Linked DNA regions of Homo sapiens: region 1 is linked to region 2. Evidence: chromatin contacts called from ENCODE Hi-C or POLR2A ChIA-PET data. All regions are on one chromosome and are shown on one strand. Each heading gives the region's core, a stretch centred on a gene start or an enhancer-like site at or near the end of the contact. The rest is flanking DNA. Distances are from core to core; before and after follow the strand shown. Region 1 overlaps SYTL3 (synaptotagmin like 3). Region 2 overlaps SYTL3 (synaptotagmin like 3).

Region 1 (4,214 bases), core at 1,370-3,869, 34 kb after region 2:
AAGAAGTCTCGAAGCATAAAAGCAAAAGAAATTATACGGGAAAAGGAGATTTGCCTACAAGCAAACAAAAAACTTCTTTGTGTTAAAAACAAAATTATAAAGAAGGCCATGTACTAGGAAGATAACATGCAACTAACATGATTGAAAAGGACTAATCGCCTTCACATACCAAGAACATCTACAGAAGGTTGAAAAGTGGAAGATACTCAATCTTATTCGTGATGAGATGAATTCAAATCAAAACGATGAGAAAACCATTTTGCATGACCAATGTTGTTTTGCCAAACTGATAAAGTTATCTATTGGTTTGCATGTTGGTTTATTTTTAAGGATAATTCCACACCCTTTCTAAAGGAGGCAACATTCCTAACCTTCATCTTGTTCTCTTTCTAGAAATATTCAGAGATGTGCCAAAAAGATATCTACAAGGATATTCTTTGCATTATTCTCATTTTAATAACCTTATAAACTTTCAAAAATGCAACAGAAAGCTGGAAATCCCCTAACTATCCAACAATAGTTATTTGGTTAAACAAATGATGACACATTCCTATGACGGGGTGAGATACACTCATCAGAAATCATATAGCCAATGATATTTATGGACACTGAAAATGTTCCTTATAAATTACTACATGAAGAAACATTAGGATAAAACTGTACATACAATTTGATTTCAATTATGTAAATATATTAGCCTGACTCATGTGAAATTGCCTCTATTCAATAATTTTTTGCCTAAAAATACCAATTTCTTATGGTTCAACCTAAATACTTCAAAAAAGTCTATGTATATGTGTGTATACACACACATATATCCACACATACAGATATGCACCCACAAGCATAGATACATACACTCACAAAAGAACAGAAATAATATATACTAAAATGTCAACAATTGTTCTCTGGGTGAAGCTGCTGTATTTTTAACATTGCTCTTTATGATTTTCTTCATTTTCTAGGTTTTAATTTTTTAATTTCATTTAATTTTTTTAGAGACAGGATCTCACTATGCTGCCCAGGCTAGTCTTGAACTCCTGGGCTCAAGCGATCCTCCTGCTTTGACCTCCCAAAATGCTGGGATTACAGGCATGAGCCACTGAGCCTGGCGTCTAGTTTTTTACGTGAATGTAATTTGAAATCATGCTTCAAAGCTCAGAATGTAATGGGGGCCAGAGTGTGGGAAGAAGGAAATTTGTGTACCCTGCCAGCCTGTTGTAAATAAGCACACACTCCCAGAGGGTAATTTGGCAAAACATCAAAAGCCTTTCAAGTATTCATACACTTGACCAATCATTCTTCTAAGAATTTACCCCCCAAAAATAAACAGACATGTCAAAATACCTGTACAAGACGTTCATCACAGAGTTATCTATAACATGAAAAATCAAATACAGTGATATACTCACAGACACTCGGGAACAGGTTAAATAAACTATAGTGCATATATTTGGTGTATTTTATGGAGTCATCAATACATTTTGGAAGAAGTCTTAATAACATAGGAAAATGTTTATGCCAAGTTGAATTGTAAAAGCAAAATAAAACCACATAGAGTCTGATCACAATACATTTGAAATTGGATAAGTCTATCTGTGCACACACATATACACAGGCTTACCTAGAAAGAAGGCTGGGAGTGTGCAGGTGTGTACACGTGCATGTAATTTACAGTAGTTTGGGATTGTGGTAGTATTTCCATTACATCTAAATACTATTCTGTGTTTCCCAAATGCTTGCAAGGTTTGCATTACTTCTGTAATCAGAAAGTAAGTAACTTCCTTTCAAAGAGAAAAGGAAGCTCCCTCTCTTCACAGAATAGAAGATGGACCAAGGGGGAAGCAGTTAGGAGCTGCTACGTTGGAAGTGAGAATGAAGGGCAGAGGAAGATTCCAGAGACTCAGGAGGCAGAAATGTCAGGATTTGCTGACTGACCAGATGTAGCGGCAGAATGAGGAACAAAGGAGTCAAGTTTGATTCTCAGGTCTGTGGATTTGGAGACAGAGTGAGAGGTGTCGCCATTCTCCCAAGACAAGGAACACAGGATTTGGTAGCACACAGACGGTCCCAGTGATTCTTGCTTCCTGATATTCAGACCCTTTGTCCTCTCTGACTAGGGCTGACCTGTGGGACCCATAGGGCATAGCAGAAATGACAGGGTGTGGCTTCTGAAGCTAGACCATAAAAGATATTGTGGGCTCTGCTTTTCTCTCTCTTGGATCACTTGCCCTGGGAGAAGCCAGCCGCCATGTCATGAGGACACTCAAGCAGCCCTGTGGAGATATCCCCATGGTGAGGAACCAAGTCCTCCTCCCAATACCAGCAGTCACTGGCCAGGTATGAGGGTAAGCCCCAAGAGCACAGATCCCCCAGCCCCAGGCGAGCCTTCCACTGAAGACAGAAACTGTCAAAGAATGTTACTTGATTTATGTCACTAGGTTTGAGGGGAATTTGCTATACAGCAATAGATAACCAGTGCGTGGAAAGAGGCACAGACTGGAGCTGTCTGTACACTTTTGTGGTTTAAACCACCATCTAGTTTTTCTAACTTCTGCTCAGGATATAGAGGGCTGGAAAGAGTATTGCCGGTACCATGACAACAAAAACACTAGAGAACATGCAAAACCACTTTTTCCGGAACACATCAGAGAATTGAGGTTGCAGTTGCCTCCCTATTAGGGTCCAGTGGGGGCTTCCAGAGGGAGACCAGGGCCAGGAGGAGGGAGAAGGGGCTCATGCCTTCCTTCCGACCTGTGTCTGGCCAGCATCAGCTCAACAGGGTCGGAGGGTGTCTGCCTCCTGCAGCTGCTAGCTCTGTTCTCTCACTATTCCCTTTTTGCCTCCAATTCCTGTCTAACCAATCCCTAAAGTAAATTCTTATTCAAATAACCAGACAGTTTCTATTTCCCTAAGTGGATCTTAACTGCTGCAGCACAAATTCAATTCAACTCCTCAATGACTGCACCTGGTTCTCTTTTAGGGCCACAAATAGGAGCGTGGTGGAATTCCTGCCTGTCCACCTAAACCTCTGTCACCTGATCCTTGTTACCTTTCCTGACGCACCCGCTGCAAACTCCACCCAACCTGGTCTGGCTCATAGCACTACTTGTGTGCTCCTAACCTGGCATTTTCCCCCATAGTTCCATGCCTCTTACCCCAACTCTACTGAAACAGGACAATGGGAAAATGAGGCACCCTGGCATTTGAGGAAGCATTGTAGAGAAGGAGGGAAAGTTAGGGCTTTTCTGGTGTTTATTTTATACATTGATAGAAACGACATCAGCAAAAAAGAATGATTTATGCTGAGGTTGATCTTCCTGACCCTGGTTTGTTTGTCCTTACTGAAGTTTTTATTCTTAAAGTTATAAGGCAAGAAAGAAAACCCTAAGACATCAGTCTCACCTCTTTCCTAATTCCCTTTTTATCTTAAGTCACCTTGATAACATACTTCTCCCACTCACTCAGGAGACATGAAGTGCTGAAAAGATGACAAGATGGTAACGTGTGTGCACAAACACACACACATACATTCATGCACACATGAAAACTACTTACCTGAAATAATGATGCTAGAACTTCTAACGACGTAGAAAACTTTTTGAGTGAAGCAGATGTCTGCACTTAGCTGGCATTGAGAAATGACAAACTTCACCTCCTACAGCACTACTGTTTATAAGCTAGGAATTGATGTGGAAAAGGGTAGAGTCTACCTTCTGAAGAAGGCTCCAGCCCACCAACAAAAAGGTTTTGTTTTTGTTTGTTTGTTTGTTTTTGAGATGGAGTTTCACTCTTGTTGCCCAGGCTGGAGTGCCATGGCATGATCTCGGCTCACAGCAACCTCCGCCTCCCAGCTTTAAGCAATTCTCCTGCCTCAGCCTCCCGAGTAGCTGGGATTACAGGCAGGTGCCACCATGCCCGGCTAATTTTGTATTTTTAGTAGAGACGGGGTTTCTCCATGTTGGTCAGGCTGGTCTCGAACTCCCAATCTCAGATGATCTGCCCACCTCGGCCTCCCAAAGTGCTGGGATTACAAGTGTGAGCCACCGGGCCCGGTCAAAAAAGTATTTTAAAGAAACACAAAAGTGGCCGGGTGAAGTGCCTCATACCTGTAATCCCAGCACTTTGGGAGGCCAAGGTGGGCAGATCACTTGAGGTCAGGAGTTCAAGACCAGTCAACAAGGTGAAACTCCATCTCTACTAAAAATACAAAA
Region 2 (4,255 bases), core at 511-3,010:
TACTCAGGAGGCTGAGACAGGAGAATGGCTTGAACCTGGGAGGCGGAGGTTGCAGTGAGCCCAGACTGTTCGCTCGCTGTCTGGGTGACAGAGCGAGACTCCATCTTAAAAAAAAAAAAAAAAAAAAAAAAAACAGAAAAGAGAGAAAATCTTTTTCCTCCACCTCTGTCCTCAGTTCCCCTCCCCAGAGATAGCCCCTCCTGACGGTTTTTAGGCATCCTTCCTGTTTAACAGGTGCATGTTTTTATGGCCAATATAGGTCAATACTGTACATTCATAACATATACAATAAAATCCCAGTGGAATGCACAGAAGAGGAGAGGTAAGAATTCACTTCTTGAAGAATTCTGGCCCAGATGCTTAAGTCAGCATTTTTGAAGGGGTGTTTTCAGAACATGTGGTTCAAACTTAACAGAGAAGTGGTGTGGAAAAGATCCTGAGCTGTTTTCTCAGTTAACATCCCCGAGTCACCGCGTGATTTTAAGGTGGGAGGATCACTTGAGCCCAGGAATTCAAGACCAGTCTGGGCAACATGGTAAAACCCTATCTCTAGAAAAAATACAAAAATTAGCTGGGCAGAGTGGTGTACTCCTGTAGTCCCAGCTACTCGGGGGTGCTGAAGTGGGAGGATCACCTGAGCCCAGGAGGTAGAAGCTACAATGAGCTGTGTTTGCACCACTACACTCCAGCCTGGGTGACAAAGTAAGACCCTGTCTCAAAAAAACAAACAAACAAACAAACAAACAAAAAAAGAAAGTTATCTACTACTTCTGTGCCTCAGTGTAGCCACTTGCAAGGTGGGCACCAGCATCCTCTACTTCCAAAGCAGGGCCACCGTGTTCTATAATTAATATTGATGAAATATTAATAATCTGATGAAAATGAGAGGAATTTTGGTGAGCTCCCCAGCTAAGGCATGTGTAATTGCAGTCTGATGAATGTTCTATTTAAAGACGTACTCCTGGACCAGGCGCAGCGGCTCACACCTGTAATCCCAGCACTTTGGGAGGCTAAGGCAGGCATCCGATTGAGCTCAGGAGTTTGAGACTACCCTAGGCAACACAGCAAAACCCCATTTCTACTAAAAATCCAAAAATTAGCCAGGTGTGGTGGTGCATGCCTGTAATCCTATCCACTCAAGAGGCTGAGGCATGAGAATCACTTGAACTGGGGAGGGAGAGGTTGCAGTGAGCCAAGATTGTGCCATCGTACTCCAGCCTGGGCAACAGAATGAGACTCTGTCTCAAAAATAAATAAAAATAAATAAATAGAAGTGTACTCCTTATATTTCAACCCAATAGTTATTTAGCATTTATAGATCATACTATCATTGCTGAGTACTTTATAAACATTTGGCTAAATTGTCCCTTATAACAGCCATATCTGGCTGGGCGTGGTGGCTCACACCTGTAATCCTAGCACTTTGGGAGGCCTAGGTGGGAGGATTGCTTGAGCCCAGGAGTTTGAGACCAGCCTGGGCAACATCTCTACTAAAAATAAAAATTAAAAAAAATCAGCCAGGCATGGTGCCATATCCCTGTAGTCCCAGCTACTTGGGAGGCTGAGGTGGGAGGATCACTTAAGCCTTCGAGATCGAGACTACAGTGACCCACGATATCACCACTGCACTCCAGCCTGGGCAAGACAGCGAGACTTGGTCTCAAAATGAAACAAAGAAACCAACCCAGCCACAACCTCAATTAAGGTGGGGAGAGAGAAGGCCTGCAGAAAGTTGGAAGCGTTCCTGCCAAGAGCATGGCTGAGAAGTGGACACACGCATAACAATGTCTACTTGGATTGGCTCTCTCCCCACTGTCTCCCCACCGTCTCCCCTGCACCCCACCACTTCTATCCCTGAGCTCCCTTAGCCCTTCAGACAACCCTGGCCAGGCTCTGGGCCATGTGCACATGCAGCAGGGGAGGGGGCGTGCCGAGGACCCACGGGCCATCCTCATGCAGAACGCCACAAGCCCAGCCTGTGGTGCGTGGGATGAGCCACCACACAGCACATCACGGTGCAAATGGGAAATGCGTCTCACCTCTGGGGCGTGGACAGGGTGTGGTTGGTCTCTGGAGCAGGCTTCACCTAGCTCTTGGTCATCTCTTTGCCCCAGTGTCCCTGTCTTTAGTAGGGACAGGAACAGTACCAACTTCATAGGGCTGTCTTAAGGATTACAAAGGCTAAATACCTCTGAAGGGCATTACGCTGAGAACAATGCCAGGCATCTGGTTAACCCCAAGTCAGTGTTAGCCTCTGAGTGGTTTCCTGTGACTCAAGCAAGTAAGATAATTACTCATGCTTCCACACGCCCCTTCCTGAACCCTCTTTCTTCAGCGGTCCTCATTTGTCCTTCTTATGGGAACATAGAGTTTAGAATTCAGAGTCAAATCCCAGGTCTGCTCCTGGCTCCATCTCTCATTCACTATGTGACATTAGGCACGTTGGTCAACCTCTCACTAAAACTCAGGCTTTTTTTTTTTTTTTTTTTGAGACAAAGTTTCACTCTTGTCACCCAGGCTGGAGCGTATAACAGTACGATCCCGGCTTACTGCAATCTCTGCCTCCTAGGTTCAAGCAAAGATTCTCCTGCCTCGGCCTCCTGAGTAGTTGGGATTACAGGCACCCGCCATGAGCCTGGCTAATTTGTGTATTTTTAGTAGAGACGGGGTTTTACCATGTTGGCTAGGCTGCTCTCGAACGCCTGAACTCAGGTGATCCACCCACTTCAGCCTCCCAGAGTGCTGGGATTACAGGCATGAGCCATGGTGCCCGGCCAATTTTTAAAATTTTTAATTTATTATTATTTGAGACAGGGTTTCACTCTGTCACCCAGGCTGGAGTGCAGTGGTGCAACCATGGCTCACTGCAGCCTTGACCTCCTGGGCTCAAGCGATCCTCCCACCTCAGTCTCCCTAGTAGCTGGGATTATAGACATGTGACACCACACCCGGCTAATATTTGTATTTTTGTAGAGACAGGGTTTTCTCATGTTGCCCAGGCTGGTCTCCAACTCCTTGGCTCAAGCAATCTGCCCACCTCGGCTTCCCAAAGTGCTGGGATTACCGGCATGAGCCACCAGGCTCGGCCGATCTTTATCATGGGAGTAACAATGTCTACCACGGTATTTTTGTGAGAATTAAATGTGATGAAGTAGGTAAGAAGCAATGCTGCCACCACGTGTGGCACACAGGGCTTCATATGGTTGCTAACCCTCCCCTCCACCTGTTTCACTAGAAGGAGTGATCCCCGGAGGGAGTTCGGAGGGAGCTTCTGTAGACCCCGGGAAGCTGACAGGAGCTGACACTTGTGTTATAGAATTTCAAACACCTGCCAAATACATTTCAAACTGTCTAGACACCTCGCTCCTGAAGTGTGGTCTGAGAACTTCACAGCATAGACTTCGCCAGATCCCAGGAGTTCACCAAAAATGCATCTGCGGTTCCTCATCTCACGTCCACCCCGCAGCTACTGATTTGGAATCTGCATTTTAAGAGCCCCAGTGACCCCCTATACTCATAAGAGCTGGGAATCACTGCCTCAGAGTTCAGTCCTCTTTTGGCTATACAACCTTTGGCAGGTGACTTAATCTAAACCTCCATTTCTTTACATGTAAAATGAGGCTGCATGCAATACCTACCCTAGATGGTGGTTATGAAGATAAAATGAGATAGCCTAGTTAAGCTATTAGTACAGAGTCCAGCACATCATAGTCAATGCTGGCAATTTAGATAAAATATTTAGATGACTTAGATAGCAAATCAAGATACTACATTATCTCATTAGATGTTTACAAAACCTTGTGCTGTGCGCAGAACAGGTATTATCATCTTCATTTTACAGAGGGGCGCACTGGGCTGGAGCGGGAGGCAGGACGTGAACTCTCAAGAGGCTGTGTGCAAGTTCCAGCAGGAGAGGGGGGCTGACCTCACACCCTCGCCTAAAGGACAGTCTGTCTGGGGACAGCCTGAGTGGAGTCCACAGCAGCAGAGAAGGGACACCAGTTCTGTCCAGCCTACCAGGGCAGTCACATCAACACTGCAAGCAACAGCTGGTGGCACCTGCCCAGCCAAGGCACCTCAGCTGAACTAGAATGCGGGCTTTCCCATTCTAAGGTTGGCTCTCTCTCATACCCGAAGCGTTCACTCCAGGCTGGGTTAGTCCTGGTGGGAAGGTGGAATAATTATTTCCCTAGAAGCCTTTACTAAGGGAGCTCTCACTTGTGGTGTGGACAGCGGGGGAAGAGCGCCCCCACAG

Evidence for each region. Hi-C counts contacts between places; a loop is a spot of excess contacts on that map. ChIA-PET counts read pairs that join two places held with the same protein, here RNA polymerase II (POLR2A). Pooled maps may share reads with other maps.
Region 1: a map of natural killer cell shows a loop between it and region 2 (3-fold over the local background). The contact joins two enhancer-like sites. A Hi-C loop is called at or near these places in 4 of 168 maps with a recorded cell type or tissue (HCT116, Right ventricle myocardium inferior, natural killer cell and 1 more), 1 of 37 single-sample maps with no recorded cell type and 6 of 50 pooled maps. POLR2A ChIA-PET finds 5 or more read pairs at or near these places in 7 of 52 experiments (H1, Panc1, T-cell and 4 more).

What each region holds. Positions count from the first base shown.
Region 1 is chr6:158,685,381-158,689,594 of GRCh38, reverse strand. The region is part of intron 6 of SYTL3 (synaptotagmin like 3); the gene reads right to left. Among named protein-coding and RNA genes, the nearest start is that of SYTL3, 37 kb to the right of the region's middle. RefSeq lists a silencer at 2,352-2,552. Within about 2 kb of position 2,619, at least 7 of the 41 ENCODE cell types and tissues checked have a DNase peak (open chromatin) inside an H3K27ac peak, as active enhancers do; they include natural killer cell, where a contact is called at or near this core.
Region 2 is chr6:158,718,641-158,722,895 of GRCh38, reverse strand. The region is part of intron 10 of SYTL3 (synaptotagmin like 3); the gene reads right to left. Among named protein-coding and RNA genes, the nearest start is that of MIR3918, 44 kb to the left of the region's middle. RefSeq lists enhancers at 1,783-1,882, 1,953-2,002, 1,635-2,834. Within about 2 kb of position 1,760, at least 3 of the 41 ENCODE cell types and tissues checked have a DNase peak (open chromatin) inside an H3K27ac peak, as active enhancers do; they include natural killer cell, where a contact is called at or near this core.